Linked DNA regions of Homo sapiens: region 1 is linked to region 2. A link is a loop called in an ENCODE intact Hi-C map of the cell type or tissue named here. Cell type or tissue: CD14-positive monocyte. All regions are shown on one strand. Links, peaks and the distances in the headings refer to the core of each region. The heading gives the core; the rest is flanking DNA.

Region 1 (10,559 bases), core at 1,716-9,715, 60 kb after region 2:
TTCTGCCAAGGGCCATAAAACTTGGGACAAAAATGCAAGTTATGGAAAACTTCAGTTGCAGATATCTTTGCTTCTAATGCCAATAGAGCTTCTTGGGACAACTGAAAGATAAGGCTACATATAAAGGCTTTTTGAGTTCCATAAAGAAAGACACTAAATAAGTCCATGCCAAGCCAGCCCTTCAGATAGGTGAGCGGAGAACCAAGTCAGAGCCCCCAGAATAGACACTGGATGCCTACCACTGCAGTTTTCACTTCCACATGACCCAGAGTTGCACTTCCAGGTAGGCCTGGTGGTTACTGAAAGTGATCCAAGGTGGTGAGGCTGTTAGTCCAGGTTCTCCATTAACTTTGGCCCCACCTGCAACCATCGTTAGGTTAGGAGAGGAACTTCAAGTACAGACTTCACCCAGAATGAAACTAGCTCAAAGCAAGAAATTCTTAGTAACACCATCACCTCCTATTTCATATAGACTCAGGGTCCAGTCTCTGGGTCAAAGTCCCTTTTGTTTCCTTATGTGCCTTCCCAGTGGTCCCCTGTCCTTAGTCTCTGTAAAATGGAAACAATTCGATGGAACTCAGTAGCTCACTCAAAGTGTGCATGTTTTCTTTAATATCAAAAAGATCTAGACTTCTGGAGGGTTATAGAACTAAAGCCAGAGAATCTTACAGTGATCGAAACTGGTCTAATGCCATTAGCTAAAAATCTTTCAGGGTTTTCTCTCTAGAGAAAACAGAAACCAGGCAATTTTCAGCAATTTTATCTGTCCTAAATCTATCCAAACAAATATGCTGGGGAGAAGAAGATATAAGCACTTAATCATGAGAAACATCCTTGACAAAGAAAGATCAGAATAGGAGCTGAGCAGGAAAAGAGAGCACAAGGTGAGGGGCAGGGGAATAAAATAGGATGACAGGAAGAATGAATTACTTCCCTCTTGGTCAGTCATTAAACTTCACCCAGGCTAGTGGTGAAGGAAAGTCACTCCCACACCATAAATAGGAACGGAGCCGTCCTTTTTCACCTTCAAATTTCAGCCAAGGGTCCATATCACGAACCTTCCTTCAATGTTTACAGGAAAAAGGAGGTGTTACAAAATATATTCTCCTGAATAAATCTTAGATAGCTTCAGCTGTAAGATTGTTAAAATTAAAAGAAACAAGTGGTTGAGCAATTGGAGATTATCAATGCTAACTGGCAAAGGAGAGGATGGCTGGGTATGAGTCACTTTGAAAATACTGGGTCTAGTTTCCTGAATGCAGTATTATTCATTAATTATTCCTTCCTGCCTGCCTTGTTTCCTTCCTTCCTTTCTTCCTTCCTTCCTTCCTTCCTTCCTTCTTTCCTTTCTTTATTGTGCTTTAAGTAGTTCACAGCTTCATGGGAGAGAGGTACCTAGTACACAAATAGCTGCATTAAAATGGGAACAGTGGTAACAGTCACAGAACGGGCCTGTTAAGATACCTCCACTGCTTGGCAAGTTCAAAAAGGGCAGAAACTGAGGTTGAAGTAGCTGAGAAGTTATCATTATCATTTAACTCCAATTTTACCTAATTTGATTTTTTTAATTCTCTCTCCTGAAGCCCAGGTAGGATACAAAACCAAGTCTGGTGGCACGTATGAGGAGGAGCTCAGGACACGAGCAGGACCTGGGTAGCAGGGTTAGCTTGTCCTTGGTGGGGAGAACAGGTACTGACTTGCTCATGGGCATGACAACCAGTGAAACAGCAGTCGCTGTCATTTATTTAACGTGGACTATGTCCTCCGCATTTACTTACCTGCCAAAGGGGATGACCTTGCCAATTCGCCTTTTATAGGTGAGAAGACAGAAGCTAAGAGGTTCAGTAGCAGCCCAAGAATACATACCTTTGGATGGGGTGGGATGGGGTGAGATGGGGTGGGATGGGATGGGATGGGATGGGGTGGGATAGGGTGGGAAGGGCTGGTATGGGGCAGGATGGGATGGGATGGGATGCCCTGGGGTAGGATGGGATGGGAAATCTGGGATAGGGAGGGATGGGGTGATGGGATGGGGTAGGGTGGGATGGGGTAGGATGGGATGGGATGGGGTGGGGTGGGATGGGATGGGATGGGATTGGATGGGATGGGATTGGATGGGATGGGATGGGATGGGATGGGGTAAGGTGAGATGTGATGGGATGGGGTGGGATGAGGCAATGGGATGGGGTGAGGTGGGATGGGGTGGGGTGGGGTGGGGTGGTGTGGGCTGGGATGGAATGGGATGGGGTGGGATGTGGTAGGATGGGGTAGGATGGAGTGAGGTGAGGGGATGGGATGGCATGGGATGGGATGGGATGGGATGGGGTGGAGCAGACTGTACTGGAGGGAGTTCTAGGGGACAGGGATGGATAGTGCAAAAGCACAAGGGTAAGGAATGCACAAGCTGGCTCAGGTTGCCCAGATCTCAGAGCCATGACCAGAGCAACAGATGAAAACGAGGTCAGGGGTCAGCTGGCGCCCACGCAGTGGGAGCCTTGATGCTCCCTAGCTTGCATGCACCCATCACTGCTTCTTCATACAGATATCTACAAGAGTGAGGTACAGGAACAGTTGTCTCTTCTTTCTTGAGAATGCAGCACAAGTTCTGTTTTTGTCTTCAAGTATTGCAAACAGCAAGACAAGATCACCAGTTTCCTCAGTCTGAGCCAACGTGGAGGTGGCTCGGAGGTCACTTGATGCCACCATCAGCAAAGCCTGAACAGGGTCCCTGAGGCCCAGGGACTCAATGGAGCCTCAGAGCTGAGAGTCAGATCAGAGCTGGGATTGGGGCAGCCTGGGTCTAAATGGAGCACCTGCTGCTCAGGGCAGCCTGTCAGACAGGGAGCCATTGGCCTTTCCAAAGGGCCAAGAAATGGGAAACCCAATCTAGGCCTTCAAAGGTAGGGGAAAAAGTCACATCTGGGCAAACCAATCACAAAAGCCCCTCTGTGCAATGGGCAGAATGTCCTTCAGAAAGCTGTCCTCCTGGGTCACTGACAGGAGATCCTCTGCTGCCTTCAGGGGTGACAGGAGCTCAGGTCAAACACAACTTCGGATCACACCTTCTTCCAAATCAACCCCATGCTCTGCAGACATCACTCACAACACAGGCCTAAGGCCACTCTCCACACACAGCACACACACCAGCAGGCCGGCTGCTGGGAGGAGACACAAGCCGTGTGGACACTGTGGGAAGGAAGGTGTTGAGGAAGTTTAAGAACAGGCCTCCCTCCCAAAAAGAGCTAATGTGTGGGGTCCCAGTGGGGGCCCAGCCTGCCCAGGAAACCCCTTAGTGACTAATACTGTGGGCAGTCAGAATTCTCTTACCTTAGGCAAACTCCTTGTAAGAAAATCTCTTCTTAGAATCAAAGAATCACAGGATTTTTGAGCTGAAAAAGCCTTTCGTCTTTGTCTTGTGTAGTTGCTCATCTCAAATGGTGCTGAGAGGAATTAAGGACTCCTGAAACAAAAAAAAAAGAAAGGAAAAAAAAGAAAAAAGAAAAATACGACCCAACAGGGGGCCTAGGCAAATTTGCTTAACTAAAGGATCCCTGTGAATAACACCTACTAGGCAAAGAAAGTCACATTCCATCAGAAGACACCAACAGCATCTTTGGTTAGGAATCAGCCAGTCTCTGCCAGCCTCCAAATGCTAGCCACGCAGCCTGCCTCGGGAATGCAGGAGGTCCACAGGCCATGCCTTCTCCAGCAGAGCCAGGAGGCCAGAAGCCTCTCAAGGGGGTGTTGAGCCAGAGGTCCGAGGCCTTGCAGATCTGACGCTCCAGAACCAGGGGTCTCCTCCCTGCCCCCCAACTATGGGAAATGGAGATGTGAGGTCCTGGAACCCAGTTCAATCCAACCTAATTCCTTCAGGCCCTACCAGGGTCCAAGCTCCAGGGCCAGGCCTGCAGGGTCAAACACAGACATTTCCTGCCCAGGAGGTTCCTGTGAGCCAGTGAGACACCCCAAGACAGCGTGGGGTGGGGCTCTGGCCAGAGCCCGCCTGGCCCTGCTCTCCTCAAGGGACTTGATCCAGCGCCTCACACTTGCCCTTTGGTGTTTTCTGGGCCTTGCACATACCTTGTCCACGTGATCAGTGCTTGAAACAGAACCAGGTCTGGGCAGGTCACACCAAGGGCTGATCAATAGGCTTCCCGAGCACGTCCATCTGTCTGCTCTGCCTTGCAAGCCACTAACAGGCCGTGAATACTGATTCAGGGTCCTGGCTCCAGGGAGATGAGCAGTCAGGAGATTGGAGGGGTAAGGATTCCCAGCTGCTCAGAGGCAGAGTGTGAAAAGGAGATGCTGAGAAGCTCCCAGGTTCCCAGTCCCTGTCACTGTCACTGGAAAGAAAATGACGCCATTGAGAAAGATGTGTGGAGGGCAACCTGAGGAGCCACTTATTTGAAGAGGTGTGAGCTGAAGGGCCTGTCACCCTCCCCAGGACCACCTGTCCTGCTACCTGAAACTCAGTGGCCCGGGCCATTGCTCTGGAATGATTCTGGAGCATAGACATCAACACATTCATGTAAGTTCTATCACAGACTCCATGAAACAAATCTCAGGTCCCAGTTACCAACTGAGGAGGAGGAGGATTAGGCTCTGGGAAACCTCCAGGGACTTCAAGGAGTACAAGACTATTCTGAGGCTAAAACAGTTGCAAATTCTAAGATGGAAACCAATACTGTGCAAATTAAAAAATGGAGGGAAAAGAAAGTTCCCTTTCTTTGCAGGCGAAACAGGAAGAGGTGCACTTTAGTTCTGAAGTGCACCTCTTTCTGTGTGCAGTCTTGTCTTCATGGGGTTTCTAATCCAAAGGAAAGCTACACTGCAGCCCAGCATAAGCAACTCATAATGAGGTAGCCGTGACTTAAATGCTAGTGGTGTCCCCGAGCAGTTCAGTCAGTGAGTGAGCAGCGTCTGTCTGAGATTCCAGGTCTTTGAGTTGACTGGACCCCGCAGGCCTAGCTCTGGAGCCTGGACCCTGGCTAGGCCTGAAGAAATTGGGTTGGATGGAACTGAGTTCCAGGATGTCATATCTCCATTCCCCATAGTGGGGGCAGCGGGGAGACAACTGGTTCTGGAGCTTCAGATCTGCAAGGCTTCAGGCCTGTGGCTTAGCACCGCCTTGAGGGGCTTCTGGCCTCCTGCCTCCGCTGGAGAAGGCACTGCCTGTGGACCTCCTGTGTCACCCTCCTTTGGGGTCCCATGATAGGTAGCCTGTATTACATGCTCAATAAATATTTGCCAATGTTTAAAAATTCTTTGAAAATACAGAAGAGCCCCAGAATAAAGGGATCTGACAAATTAGAAGTTTCTCTTCAAGAAATTCACATTTGCAAAGCAAAGAGTCTCTCCCTTGAAATAGGCTCACTGTTGTGCATGTGGAAATGCGAAGTGAAGGCTTTCTTTGGAAATCACTTTGTACGCTGCCAACACCTTCCTGTGCTTTTGCTCCAATGGCTGATCCACAGAAAAAGCAGGGTGACAACCTCATTGTTCCTGGGTGACCAGCACCTGCCTGTGGGGTGGCCTTTCTTTGAGAAGCCGTGGAATACAACGCGTGGTCCTTTGTCAGAAGCTCCAAAGGGAACCAACCTTCCAGAAACAGAAACGCTCCCACAGCTCCCTTCCCCCTCTACAGGCCAAGAGCTCAGACCACAGCCTTCTGAGGGTCTCCAGCTGCCAGGTCTGTTTGGGGGGGAAGTTGATGAGGTCAGGCAGGAGAGAAGGAGGAAGTGGGGAGCCACAGGGAAGCTGGGCTTGGGAGCTTCAGGGCCTCTTGCTGCTTCTCAGAGGTCACCTGCCCTTCACCTTCCCCCTGCCCAGCACCTGACACAAAGGACCTCCCTAAGGCTGCTCTCCCAGGCTCACGTCAATGCCAGAATGAAATGCAGAGGAAGGCTTCCTGTGCAAATGCCTCCTAGAGGGGTAACTGGCCTGAGCTCTCCCTAAGGCGCGAATAGCTGATATCTCTAAGGCAAAGATTGATGGGAGAATAGGGAACAGGCAGGTGTGGGTAGGTAGCTCACTGGGGATACAGAAGAGGCAGCACTGCCACCTCATAATTCTATCTCAGGCCAGTCCCAGGGAACCCACAGGGAAGGCCAGCTACACAGCCGCAACACCAGTGGGCAGGCCAAGCTCCCAGGTCTGGCTGTCTCGGCATGGCCAGCCGGCCCCAGAGTTCCCTTGTCATTTTGTCTTTTAGGAAGGCCACATCAAATTATCAACCCAAGGTGTTATTGTGATGAGTCCATAGCTTAGGTCCTCATTCCTCCTGCCTACCTCTACATAGCATGTGGCTTTGGGCAAGTCACACCATCTCTGTGGACCTCAGGTTTGTGAGGCTCTCTAAAGTTTCACTGTTGAAAGGAGCCCTTCATTCCAGGGAGAAATCCTGATATTCCCAGAATGGGAACAGCTTTCCCAAAAGACTATTAATTCATGTCCCACCTGGTCCAGACAACCCCATGAGGGGGTTACCGCTGTCCTCATGAGAATGAGGACAATTTCTGGAATGCCAATCTAGAGACATGTGAAGAGCTCCGCCTAGGCTGGGCAGCGGCTGCAAAGTCGAGGTTTGCAAAACACACATCCTCTCTATAGCTTCCCCTCCTCTTTCCAACTCCCCTTTCCATTCTGCTCCTTTCCCTTCTCTCCCCTTCTTTTTTCTTCCATTCCTCCTTCTTTCCTTCCTGCCACCTCTCTTTTGCTATTCTGCCTTTAATCCTACAGCGGATCCCCCATGATTTCCATACAGAATGTTCTGTATTTCCAATACACTGAGGCTGAAGCCACACAGAAATTGAGCTATGAGGCCGGGTGTGGTGGCTCCCACCTATAATCCCAGTACTTTGGGAGGCCGAGACGGACAGATCACCTGAGGTTAGGAGTTCGAGACCAGCCTGGTCAACATGGTGAAACCCTATCTCCACTAAAAATACAAAAATTAGCCAGGCATGGTGGCAAACATCTGTAATCCCAGCTACTCAGGAGCCAGAGGCAGGAGAACCACATGAACCCAGGAGGTGGAGTTTGCAGTGAGCAGAGATTGTGCCATTGCACTCCAGCCTGGGCAACAGAGCAAGACTCTGTCACAAAAGAAAGAAAGAGAGAAAGAGAGAGAGGGAGGAAGGAAGGAAGGAAGGAAGGAAGGAAGGAAGGAAGGAAGGAAGGAAGGAAGGAAGGAGCTATAAGCTACTAGCTCAAGTGTATACCTCGTACTACAAAAGGGAAAGGCTTCTTTAAACTAACTTAAGAGAAAGAAAGACAAGGCAATGTGATTGCTCATTCAAGGGTGCAAGAGCTTTACTGTGTAAGCTGTCCACCTGAAGGGTCTGCAGCTCCCATGCTGGTGTGAACAGCTTCTCTGGGAGAAACACCCATCCAGGCCATCCCTTCCTCAGAGCATCCCATCAGAGCCTAATAGGGAAATTATTGTTATAGTTTATTTAGGGAAAAAACATAATTCAACACATGACCCTGCAAAACTGTACAGTATAACATGACATTGAAGTGACTTCTGCTCTGGCACAAAGGAGCGCTGAGTGAAAAGATCTCTGGATTCTGAAGGCCCAGTTGTCCCGGGCTGCCACTTAGGTTGGCGTGCTCGCATTAATGTTCTGCAGCAACATACAGTCCATGAGCAACCACGGGACTTTTATTGTCTGCCTTCCTAAATCTGTCCTGCTATAACTTAAAAAAGAAGTTACAGCATCTCTATAACACTATTTGGTTTTAACTAGGTTGCTAAATGTGTTTGCTGAAGTCAGCTATAAGGCGTTAGGCACTTCAGTGGTACAGGGTGTCAGAGAGAAATTCTGCACTCAGTGTGTGGCACTGGATGAGATTTATTTTGCAAACTTTGCCAACCCCAAAAAGGAGATTATATGTTTTGGGAGACAGGGCACCATCCTGTTAGTGAAGTTCATTTAGATGTATTTCTTATACCAAAGGGCATTACGTCTGTCTATAAATATTAACAGAATTGTGTTGCAAAGTATAAGTCCCAAATCGGGGTGTCATTTGGCAGATCATGCCCGCCAGGTATGGATTGTGCCATCCCCGGGGAGAACTGGCTTCTCTCTCCTGCATGGCATCAATTTTATAGGCTTTCATTCCTCCGAGAGAATTAGAAAACATCTGGAGTCAGCACTTCCACAATCTTAGTTTTGTTTCTCAGAGTAGCTGCATATTTGGTGGCAATTAGGATGTTCAGGTACTAAATCAATGATTTTCTCCACGGCCCATGACTTACGTTTGTAATATAATAGACATACCAAGGGTTCCATGCCCTTACAACTGTTTATAAAAATAACCAAAAAATGAACCTATTAATTTTATTTCTAAAAATGATTTTATTTAAACCAGTGGTTCAAATAAACTGGGGGCAATTTTGCGCCTCCTTCCCAGAGGCATTTCTCAATGTCACTTTTTGTGCCACATCTTAGGGGCATGTATTGGCATCTCCTGGATAAGGCCAGGGATGCTGCTGGACATCCTACAATGCACAGCACACCCCAGGCTGGAATCATTCAGCCCAGGATGTCCACAGGGCCAAGGTGAACAGACCTGGCAGAAACCTGCTACGAATTCTCTTTCTTATAGAAACAAGAGACAGATAATTCTCTATGTATGAGTGTTGAGTGTTTCCAATGTACCAGCACTTTGCTGAGGTTGTCTTATTTAATCCTGTCTCCATCAGAAGCAATCTTTTCTGATATGACCTGATAATTGTGTTGTATAAAGTCCTGGTATGATCAAAAATGGCCAAAGTCTTCAGTATCTCTACCTCCAACCCCAAATTTCTCTCCCGCATCTCACTTAACTTCCTGGTGGCATTCAACACTGTGGACCACATTTCCCCCTGAGAAACCCTCTTTTACTCTGTCCAGCAGCTACCTCACCGGCCTGGCCTTGTCTGCAGCCTTCACAGACCTTCTCCAAGCCAGTCAGCGCTGCAGCGACTCAAGGTTCAAGCCCAGGTCCTCTTCTTTAGGGCTTCCCAAAGGCAACTCAGCAAACACCCAACACTTAACCCAAACACCTAATCTCCTTCTCTGAATCCTTGTCCACTTCCAGGTCTCCCAGGCTTGGTCAGGGATGGCCCCACATTTATCCACTTCTGGTGTCAGAGCCCACAGGTCTTCTTTACCCCTCAGTTCCCGGCTGCCCGTAATCCAACCATGAACTAGTCCTGAGCTTGACTTTCAAACGTCTTCAAATCCATGCATTTCTCTCCAATCCTATACCACCACCTTTGCACAAGTTACCGTTACCTTTAACCTGGACAGCTGAGGAGACTCTTGCCAGATCTGCCTGCCTCCCCTCAGCTCTCTCTTACCTGTGGCCACAGTGATTCTACCAAGCATGCATTACATCATGCTCTCGGGTCCTCACCCAGCCTACCTACACGCATACATGTGCACACACACACATACATGTACATGCACACACGTACATGCACACACACTCAAATGTGCACACATACATTCACACACATACACGCACACACATACATGCACACACACATACATGCACACATACATGCACATGCACACGCTTACATGCACACACATGTGCGTGCACACACATACATGCACATGCACGTACATGCACACACACATGCACACACGTACATACACACACACTTAAATGTGCACACACATACATTCACACACGTACATGCATACACATACATGCATACACATGTACATGCACATGCACATACACACACATACATGCACACACGTACATGCACACACATGCACACACATGTACATGCACACACACTTAAATGTGCACACATACATTCACACACGTACACACATACACATACATGCACACACGTACATGCACACACATACATGCACACACATACATTCACACATGTACATGCATACACATACATGCATACACATGTACGTGTACATGCACACACATACATGCACATGCACACACATACATGCACATGCACACACATACATGCACACACGTACATACACACACACATCTTGAGGCCTGTTCACTGGCTTTCTGTGGCTCTTAAAAAACTTCTGAACTTGGCCTATATGACCCTATGCATTCTGGTCCCTGCCACTTACTCAGCCCTTCAGACACACTGGCCTCGCATCCCTCACATTCATCTTCCCCCTCTGACCACAGGACCTTTGTCGAGGCTCCTCCCTTGGCTGAGATTGCCTTTTCCTGATCACTTTCCCCCTTAGCTCATACCTGTCCTCCAGATCTCAGTTCAGCATCATTTCCTCCTGGAAGCTCTCCTGCTCTCCCAACCAGATCCCTGTGGCAGCCTCTCAGAGCACCATGCTCTGGTCCTCTGAAGCTCTCAGCAGCTGCAATTTGGTCTGTTTTCTTTGAGTCATTGTTTGGTTGTTCTCTATCTCCCAGACTGGACTATGAGCAACTTGAGGACAGGGAAACTGAGGCCCTAGAGACACTAAAGAACTTGACCAAGGTGAATGAGTACATACAGTGGCCATCTGACCCTTCGGTCCACCGTTCCTTACCCACTGACTATGTGATGTTGAGGAATTGCA
Region 2 (10,559 bases), core at 1,628-9,627:
TCCACGCCTTGTACCCAAGCCCCCAGAATTCCTAGCCTAAATGTCTCCAAACCTACTTCCAGGGCCCAAGTCTGATCCCCTGGACATCCCAGAGCCTGGGGAGGCCCAAGGCCCACCCCTGTGGGTGGAGCACCCTGACAGGGAAGAGTGAAGTCCAGGGAGGGAGGAGAGGAGATGTGAGAGGGGGAAGGGAGGCCGAGGGCAGCAGGGGCTGGAAGCAGCTTCCTCCAAGGCCTTCTGCTGGCCTGAAGTCTCAAGGAGTCTGAATTCCAAATTCGAACCTAGCCATCAAGGTCAAGGTAGTAGGAGAGAAACCATTTTACTCAACAATGTATAAGCAAAATGTGTCATTTTTTAAATATGAAGATCTTTACCATGTGGGCCCCATTCGAACTCTTGCTCTGGGGACCTGCCCATGTTCAGGAGCTATGTCATTTTACTCAGCCTCCTTCCAGCAACTTCCACCCTCTGCTGCCCCAAATCTCAAAGCCTCAGGTGCAGTATTCTTCTAAAACCTGGATACTCCCTTCTGGTCCACAGGGCATCTGTTCTAAGGCATCCCCCTTGCCTTGATCATGAAGGGAACGTCCTTTGAAAAGGCTGCCGTCCAAAATATTCCCTGCTGTCCATTCATTCACTCATTCATTCCTTTATTCAACAAATGCTTGAGTATATCCTTCTGTGCCAGGCCACACTCTGGAGATAGTGCAATGAACAACACTGGCAGAAGCCCCTGCCCTCATGAGCTTCTATCCTGGTGGACAAAGACACACAGCAAGCCGGTGAGCATGTGAGATGAACAGAGCATCAGGAAGGGCCACCAGCACCCTGTGCCTGCACACCCACTGTGACTGCCCATGGCTGGGGGCCTGGCCCACTGTACTTCACATGGTGGACAATGAGGCCCTGTGAGGCTCCTTGTGGCCCCTAACTCCTAAGTGACCGGGCTGGGATTCCCACTCAGATGGTGCTGAGGTCAAAGATCTCAAAGGCTTTCCACCGCCAGGTCCCTCCTGAGTCAGGACTAGCATTAATTATAATAACAGTATCAATTAGCTCCTCTTGGCTCCAAAATATAATGGCTGCTTCCTCTGGTACAATATTAGGAGCAGGCACCAGATGAAAAAGCAAACGGATCGAACACCACCCACAGAGATAAACTGGCCTCGTGATCAATGATGGTGGATTTTTTTTTCAACACAGATAAACAGGAAAGGAGTTTTGGTTTTGAAACTCAAACGATTTCCTTGCTGTAGCCGTATCTAGGTTGGGTATCGAAGAAAACAAAAATAATTCTGGGCACAGAAGGAAGATGGAATATTTCTGCACTCAACACTGGGCCAGTTTGGCTCATTCCCAGACATAAAGAATTCTGGTGTCCATTTTTAAATAAAAATAAATAAAGCAGTTCAACCCAGATGGGGGTGCCAGCAGATGTGACAGAACCATGGAGAGTGGGTGGGTGGTGTGCAGCACTTGGCCATTGCTGACAGCAGCCCTGTTGTGAAGTACACAGCTGGGAGGACGGCACAGGTGCGCTCACATGGCCGGCATTCCCACAGGCCCGCCCACTGCCTTGATTGCGGGCCACGGCTGACGGCTGACCGCAGAAGCCTCCCAAAAGAGGAGGCAGGTGTGGGAGGGTGGCTGCTGCCAGGCCAACTCCCCTGCAAGGGTCAGTCCCTGCTCTCTCTGCAAGGTCCCCTGCCCCCAGCAGCCCTGGCTCCCCTTCAATCCAAGGCTCAGCTCCTGGACCTGAGGCCACAGGCTCTGCTTCCTGGCTGCCTCCTGCTGCCTGAAAGCCTCACAAGCAACTTAATTAGATTAAAAAATACCAAAGGCTACTTAACAATAACTGAGCGTGTATTTTCAAACAGCTAGAAGAGAGGATTTTGAATGTTCCCAACACACGGAAATGACAGATGTTTGAGGTGATGGATATGTTAATGACGCTGAATTGATCATTACCCCTTGGATCCATGTATCAAAATATCACTGTGTACCCCATAAATAGGTACAATTATTACATGTCGATTAGAAAAAAATACCAACGGCAGGACTAGGATAGGACAGGCTTCAGGGGGGATTTCAGGAAGTTCCATGTTCAAATTTTGGCTTGGGTGAGTCAACCCCTGGGCATCAAGTTACATATGGGAGCTGAGAAGAATCTCAATCGTGCATGTAAATATCTCGGCATAGCAGTAAGTAGTCGTAGTTCTTTATGATAATTTTAGCAGCGATACTGGGGAGGTTTCTGGAACAAGTTAAAGAAATTTAATAAAGGTGAAAACCTCTTTCATGATGTTAGAAGAAGTTTGTCTCGCTCCGCAGTAATCCCACCTACACACACAAGAGACCTTTTCCTGGCTTTTCATGTTCTTTATGTTTGAGGGGTATAGAATTATTTTTCCAAGCACCTTTTGTTCTGTCAAACGGATAAAGAATTGATAGATACATAGAAAGTATTGGCATTCTTGGGGTTATTTCTAATGGTAAATGTCATAATTTCATTAAACGAGACAAATATTTAAAAGACAACAAGTCGACAGTGTTGGATGCCTTTGGTGTGGTTCATTTTGCATGACAGGTGACAACCCCTTTTCTTCTTTCAAATGCAATGTTTCTAAAGCCAGATAGAGCCGGGGGCCTTTAGTGCTCCTGAAATTGTGTATGTGTACTCCTTTTTCTACAAGAGTGTCCACAGCTCTTACTGGCATCTCAAAAAGCCTCCAAGCTACCTATGGGGATCACCCTCTCTGGCACCAAAGGGGAATTAAACACCAGTTTGCTGAAGACCAACTAGACATCATCAGTTTTCCCCTTTCAGGACCCACCAGTGAGCACCAGGCATGTTCCTGTTCCCTGTTTCCAATTCTCCCTTTTGGGACCCACCAGTGAGTACCAGGTATGTTCCTGTATCCCCGTTTTCAGTTCTCCCTTCGCTTTCTCTGTCTGCCTACTTCACATACTCAGGTGCATCTTACAGGGATCCTTTTTCTGAAAATAAACACTTGGACATAGCATAGTGCAAGGAGGCAGGGGAGTGTGTTGCCAGGAAAATGGAAGCAGCACAGTGAGCCTGCGGGTCAGGGGGCAGTGGGGACAGTGGGGCAGCGTCCTCCCCACTGCCCCCACCTCCAAGCCCTGCTCACTAAGGGGCCCACCCCCAGCCACCTTGGTGCTGTAAGAGCACTTCCACTGGGGCCAGAAGAGAGGCCAGTTGCGCTTTTTATGAACTTGATCATCGAGTTATCCTGGTCATCTACTGCAGGCTGTGGGGGCCGGTCATGGGAGATTCAACAACGGGGAAGCTCTGCAGCCTCCGCTCCACCGAGCAAGGCCAGGCCCAGGATCCTTCTAGCTCTCCCAGGAGACCTTTGAGCACCTGGTTCTCAGTGGCTTGACTCAAACAAGGTGATACTTACACGGCTGAAAAAAAAAAAAAAGAGCTGCTAGTTGGGTAACTGCACTTATGCACATGCTAGAGTTTGACTTCAGTTCTGTAATGCACCTTGCTTTCTCCCCAACCATGGGGTGGCCTTGGGAGTACCCACCAAAGGACCCAGGCAGGGACCATCTCCAGGCAGTGACCAGTGCCACCACCAGCAGCCATGAGACTGTGAACATGTTTATTTGTTCATTTGTTTATCTGATTCCTTTAGAGCCAGCTACTCTGGGTTTCTGAGAAGCCTCACTCTGCCGCTGTACTACCAGCTGTGTGGCCAGACCTAAATTACAGCCTCTGCTGACCTTGGTTTCCTCATCTGTAAAAGTGAGGAGAGTTCTGCATTCCTCAGAGGTTTGTTGTGAGGATGGAATGAAATAATTAAGTAAAGCACATAACACCACACCTGGCAGGTAACAGGTATTCAATACATACTATGAGTTGGATGGCACGCTGGCCCCAGCATTGGGGTAGAGAACGTTCAGACATTGTTAGCTGCCACTTGACCAAGGTTCACAGATTCAGAATAAGTGAGTGAGTGCTGAAATAAACAAAAGGAGTGGGGTGGGTGCTAGTGGAGCCGTCACAAGCACTGTAAGCGACAGTGCAAAGCTGGCTTGCTTGTGGCAATACAGTTGTCATAAATGCCCCAGACAGCTGGGGCTCTGGCTGGGAGACACGCGGGCCGCTATGTGGCCCTGGAATCCGGGTAGCCCATAAATGATGCATCAAGTGCAGAGCTGGCCACAAACCATGGCGATGCAGGCCACGGGAACATCTGTGCAAACAGAGAGGCCTCTGAGCAAAGGCAGCCCCAGCTGTGCAGGCCTGCCTCTGCAACCCCACACTCCCCACCCCTGCACACCCTCGCCCCCACACCCCCACACACCCCACCCCACCCCTGCAGGTGACCACTCACCCTAACTGTCCAACGGTGCAACCTCGAGCAAGTCCACCCCCTGGTCCCCAGCTTTGGTTTACACAGCAAATGACATGTATTGCAACCTTTAGATATATCAAATGTTTTAAAGAAAATAGGCACAGGGGTTCCCCATGGCAGTACATGCAGTTTTCTCTACTATTAGGTGGGAGGATGGAAAGGAAAATCTTACCTCTGACTCCGAACACGGAGCCCTGTAGGAACGGCCCCCATTTAGTGACCCTAGTAAGTCCCCGGTACCCAACTCAGGCCTGGCACACAGGGCCCCAGGCAAGGCTCTGGAGCAAGTGTTCTCACAGAGCCAGTGACCGTGGAGCCTGTGACCGTGCAGAGGGAGACAAACACCGGTGGGAGAAGTTGGGAATCGCCCTGTCCCACATTCTCGTTCCCTGGGAACCTTCCATCTTCTTGTCTCCACCCAATCTGTCTGGATGGAACTCTAATTTTTTCAGCAATTTTCATCTCAGAAGTGAGCAGGGAAGGACTCCAGTATATGTGAGAGAGAAGGATCCTGAAAACAAGTCAATATCCTGGCCATGGACACCCAGTGAATGTTTAACCATGCAGGACAGCTGAACTGGTACTTGGTGACCCAGCAGGCGATCGGGATCTGCTGGTGATCTTGGTCCTCTGGGTGATCCGTGGTCCTCTGGGTGCTCTGATCTGCCAGGGGATCCTCCAGGGCACTTTAGGGCTATAATCATGAGCTTCAGAGGTACACAGTAGAATGGAATCTTGCTCCACCACTGCAGCAGCCACCCGACCCTACCCAAGCCCTTTCACCCCTGGAGCCTGGGTCTGTTCGTTTGTAAAATGGGGGAGTCTGATCTCTATCTCACAGGGTTGCAACGAGCATTAAATGAATTACTGTTAGTGAAGTGCTCATCAACGATAGACTGGATAAACAAAATGTGGTACATCTATACCATGGAATACTATGCAGCCATAAAAAGGAATGAGAAAGAAAAGGGACATGGATGGAGCTGGAAGCCATTATCCTCAGCAAACTAACACAGGAACAGAAAACCAAACACCGCATGTTCTCACTTATAAGTGGAAGTTGAACAATGAGATCACATGGACACAGGGAGGGGAACAACACACCCTGGGGCCTGTCAGCGGGTTGGGTGCGGGGAGGGAGAGCATTAGGAAAAATAGCTAAGGCATGCTGAGCTTAATACCTAGGTGATGGGTTGACAGGTGCAGCAAACCACCATGGCACACATTTTCCTATGTAACAAACCTGCACATCCTGCACATGTGTCCCAGAACTTAAAATTAAAATCTAAATGTATTTTTTAAAAAAGTATCTTAGCAGGACTGCCACAGCAGAGGGCTCTGTGGTTTGCTATCTTTTCAATACTAGTTTTAAATTAAAATAAAATTAAATGTTTCTAAGACCATAAGTGCAAACTGCAGAGACCCTTATTGCAACTATTAGTACTATCATTATTATTTTCATGGGGAAAGGAGAGGGAGGGGTAAATTATAATAATATAAATGATATGTTTATCAGACAAGACTCCTACCTGAGAAAGGATATTAAGAAAAGTAAAAACTAGCCCAAAGAACATATCTGTCTCTGCGCTCATTTCTTTTATACAACGACTTCAGAGAAAATGTTTTCATTCATCAAATGGTCAAACAAATGTTAAAGCCCTGAAAATTATTTGGAAAATCCAGTGTAAACTAACACAAGATGGGATTTCCCATGGGTTAATCCAATGGGAAGTTTCACTTGGTCCTGAATTTCCTCACAAAATTATTTAAAACGCTCTTTTGTTCCTATTCTCCTTCGCTACCAATTTAAAGGAAAGAAAAGTGGGTCATGCATTCAACAGAGGAATGAACCAGGCCGCAAAACAAGCCGAGGGTGAAAAGGGAAGTTTTCTGACAGCGTATGTGGCCTCCAACACTCAGTGGTGAGAAGTGCAGAAAACTCAGTCTAAGGGGCAATTATATTTTAGAGTCAAGAATGGGAACACTGTTTCAAAGAGGAGCAGAATTTAGAAAAGCAGTTAACTGCCTAAGACTGCTGAACCCAAACTCTGTCCAGAGCCCTGACCACAAGCAGAGCTGCCGGCAGACGAGCTTGAGGCAGTATCTGCCGGGAGTGTGGTCAGCGGTCAGAGTCCAGGGCTGCACGCTCACGGCTCTGCACACGGGGCTGCTAACCCTAAGGCCACGGCCAGGAAGGAACCCCAGGGACACTTGACCTGCCCACGATGAGAAAAGCAGAAACAGCAGCTGCTGTCCTGCATGTCACCAGCATCACCACCTCAACTGCTGTGCAGAAACACCTGCCCAGAAACACCAAGAGCTTGTCCACCAGCGCTGTGCATAGCAAGCTGTCCTGTAGAGTGGGCCAGCAACCATTCTCCTAACACACAGAGCGCAACGTACACATCCAGCCATCCAGATCAACTTGTAGTCAGTTTCTCAAAGGCAGGAACAATGGGTTATCCCTTGCTCTATCTTATCCCTCCCAAAACATAGTCAAATAATTTGCATAAAGTAGACGCTCAGTTAGAGTTGATGAAATAACTTAATAAATGATGAGAGGAAAGAATCCTCATTCCACAGATCCAGTTCAGCTTAAACCTGATCCAATAGATGAGCAGTTCTCAAACTTTTTGGTCTCAGGATTCCTTTGCACTCCTAACAATTGAGAATTCCAAAGAGTTTTTGTTTATGAGGGTTATCAATATTTATTGCGTAAATAATTAAAACAGCCCACACATTAAGTCACTAGGAATTGAGAGCAAAATGTTCAATGTTCAACCAAGCTTCCCGTAGGTAAAATGTGTGCAGAATGAAGCTGTATGGCAGTCACCAGGAGGTGCAGAGGAAACCTGGAATGAGCCGTGGAGTACAGACCAGCCACAGGCGCCAGGTGAAGGGTCTAGACGCATGCCTGCAAACAAATCAGTACCCTGTCAAAACTAATTGTGATCACTTCTGAGAGCTGAGCAGTTCCAGCATAGGGAGTGGCACTGTGCTCGGCATTTTTACATACGTCACCTTGAATGATTCTCCTAACACTGCAAGGATCCATACTACCTCCGTTTATCAGAAGCTGTAAAGAAGAGTCGATGAGATTCACTTAGCTAACATCAAACAGCTCCTAGAGGCTGGAGAGGGATTCCAGTGGGGCCATTCATATTTCCAAAATCCTTGCTGTCTCCACGGATCAAGCTGTTTTCCTAAAATCGATCATTTCTTTATTTCGGGTCCCCAGATCCCTGCCACCGTTGTTCAGAAATGAACAATATGAGAATGTTCGCAGCAGGCTACTCTTATAAATTCTTTGTTGGTTTGTCTTCTTGAAAAAAAATTTGATTAAGGGTGAACAGAGAGTGGTCGCTCAATGTTTTGAATCAGAAATTACATTTTTAAGATTTCAGAAGTGGTAGAGCTAATTCCTATTCATGTATATTCTTGGACACGGCTGACCTTCCCAGGGGCTGGAATTGTTACTCATTCACGTGTCCCCAGGGTCTGGTATGGTCCTGGCTCACAGAGATGTTCAATATACATTTGTTGAATTGCTTATTAAGTATATGTATTATATGTATATACATATATAGATAAATAGATTCTCTTTGATTAAAATTTATTTTTTCAAATTATATTAGAATAACACTAAAGGAAATCTATAGTAATTGCTGTTAATCTGGTAAGGCCAATGGAAAAATTATAGAGCCATAATGAAATTTTCTTTCTCCTTTAGACATTTTATTTGCATTGATTATTATTAACAGGTACCACATATTGAGCCCTTTTTTAACATGTCAGTCCCATTTTAACTTATTTATGATGACATGTACTACTTGCTTACTGGTTTAGACCTTTCTTATAAATTAGTAAAAAAGCATAATTTAAGGATATATGTGGATGAGTAATTTAGACAGAGGATGAAAAAGGGCAATCATTATCCTAGAATATAGAAAATTAAAATTTCACCAAAATTGCTAAGACACGTTTTTCCGTAGAATGTTCCTCCAGAACTCCAGCAAGCTTCCACAGAAGCATGAGGTTCATCAACACATTGGGTACCAGATGCTGCCGATCAGAAAGCTGGATTGAGTAGAGGTGATGGGGTGAGGCTAGAGTGACTCTTTCATAAAAGAGAGGGGGACAGGGCAAAATAGAGCAATCTTGTCAACTTATAAATAAGTCCTTTATTCACAACCATGAGCTAATGTGAACCAACATTAACCATGAGCAATTTAAAAAAAAAAAACAAAACAGAAAATTAGGACTCCCAAATAACCATTTAACAAGCATTTTTTGAGCACTTTCAAACCTAGAAATAAAATAAATTGGGCCTTTAGAAAAAGAAGGAGCAGAAAGAGACAAGTCAACCAAGCAGTTCCTATCGCCACTCAAGCCTGGCGTTGCTCTGAGCTGTGCATTTCAATGTCATCCTTTTTGCTTGTTCTTTCTCTGATTCAGAGATTAGCCCAGCATATTATATGTATGTTTCCCACTTCCTGACCACACACTTTTATCTAAATTTCTTCAAGGTCTCACAATGAGACACCAGCAGCTTCTTTAAGAACTGATGTCTTTTTCTTAGCCAGCTCTTGTGTAATCATTTCTTGTACAATTTCGAGATGGCATAAGTGCCTTTGTTCATTCAACAAATGTTTATCGAGCTTTTTTGTAGGTACCTAGGACCCAGATTTGAGCAGGTGGAAAAGGGCCTTGCCTGCATGGGACTTGCATTCTAGTTTTAAGGGGCAGAAAATAACAGAGGTAATGAGTTAGACTGGAATTATACTACATAGTACAGCCTAGAACCAGAATGGGGAGAAGGTAACAGGCTGTGTGACAAGTTTTGGAAGAATATTCAGGAGGAATTGAAAATACAAGAATGCTTTGGGACAGGAATAAGCTAGGCACGTGGAAAAACAAAACAAAACTATAAGTCTAAAATGTCTGAAATACCATAACAAAAACATCCAAAATGAGATGAAGGAGAAAAAACAGGTAGAGGCCAGATCCTATAGAGATTTCTAGGTCATAGTGAGGATATTGAAATTGACGCTAAGGGCAATGGAAGTTCATGGAAATATTTCAAGCAAAGTAGTCAGAAAGTGTGATTTATCTTTCAGAAAGTTTTGACTAATACTTTTAAATACACCACTCCAAATTCTAGCCCCAAGTTCTTCTTTAATGGCATGAATGCCACACAGATTACTTGGAGATAGAGCAGAGGCTATTAGGACATTTATTAGAAATTCCATTTTTAATAGATTTCTGATTCTAGCAAAAAAAAAATAGCTCTAGGCTAATACTTGGCTTGGCATATATTAAAAATCTGTTTGGAAGCAAACTGTTTTTAAAGTACCTTGGTTTTAATTAGTTTAGCATTTTAATTCTAAGAAAGGATGAGAAACCTTAATAAGAAGCATTTTCCATTTGGGTGTTTAAAACTGCACCATAATGTTACATTAAAATCATTTCTGGTGTGTTAATTAATAATTATGTTAGGAATATTGCAAATGTGAAAGGCCACTGTGACTCACCGAGCTTCATCTGAGCTCATTCCATTTTAAAATTCTATTAATCGTTGTTACAAATGACAGGATCATTTAATTTCTTAAATGAGACATTTTTATTACACATCGGGCCTTTCATCCAAGTGAATTTTATTGGCTGTGACAGGTCCTGAAACTCATTTTTATTTTTCAAAATGCATTTTGTCAAATATTTTGCCTCTAATGAATGAATGTTTAGACTCCAAATAAATCCGGCTATGCTTCCCCAGTTCTCTTCCCAAGGATCGGAAGAGCACTCACTGTATACAGAGCTCAACGGGGTAAGAACAGAACAGGCAGGTGTCAGTCAAGTCCAGGGTACATCCATGAGCTTTGCAATCACAACCAAAGCAACCACGTGGAAATGCACTTTTGTGCACATAAATGGCCTTTTACCATTTTTAATTTGCAGCCTATAAACAGCAGTATGATGGACAAGATAAAATCATTCAAAATGTTAAAAAGATAAATAATTTAATATTTATAGCAAGTTAGGATACATTGAAAGGCTTGGGTTGGGTTTACAGAAAATTGATGTCCTCTAAGAGGTGACTGCCCCATCTAATCCTTCCTTTCCACAGTCATCGACATTGGTTTAAAAATATTAAAACATTTAAAACATTGTTCCTGA

What was found. A loop is a pair of places that touch in the nucleus more often than their neighbours do. Peaks named below come from ENCODE experiments on the same cell type or tissue, not always from the same donor. Only the 100,000 strongest peaks of a DNase experiment are listed, where the experiment ranks them.
Region 1: it touches region 2 in a loop (1.8-fold over the local background); 2 of 110 quality-filtered maps call a loop at or near these places.

The regions. Positions count from the first base shown.
Region 1 is chr2:8,388,626-8,399,184 of GRCh38, forward strand. No RefSeq gene overlaps it. Among named protein-coding and RNA genes, the nearest start is that of LINC00299, 65 kb to the left of the region's middle. RefSeq lists an enhancer at 3,999-4,544. In CD14-positive monocyte, for the core only: CTCF peaks have their summits at 5,654 and 5,914; no DNase peak of the experiment used is centred there.
Region 2 is chr2:8,328,673-8,339,231 of GRCh38, forward strand. No RefSeq gene overlaps it. Among named protein-coding and RNA genes, the nearest start is that of LINC00299, 5.5 kb to the left of the region's middle. In CD14-positive monocyte, for the core only: no CTCF peak of the experiment used is centred there; no DNase peak of the experiment used is centred there; H3K27ac peaks cover 871 bases.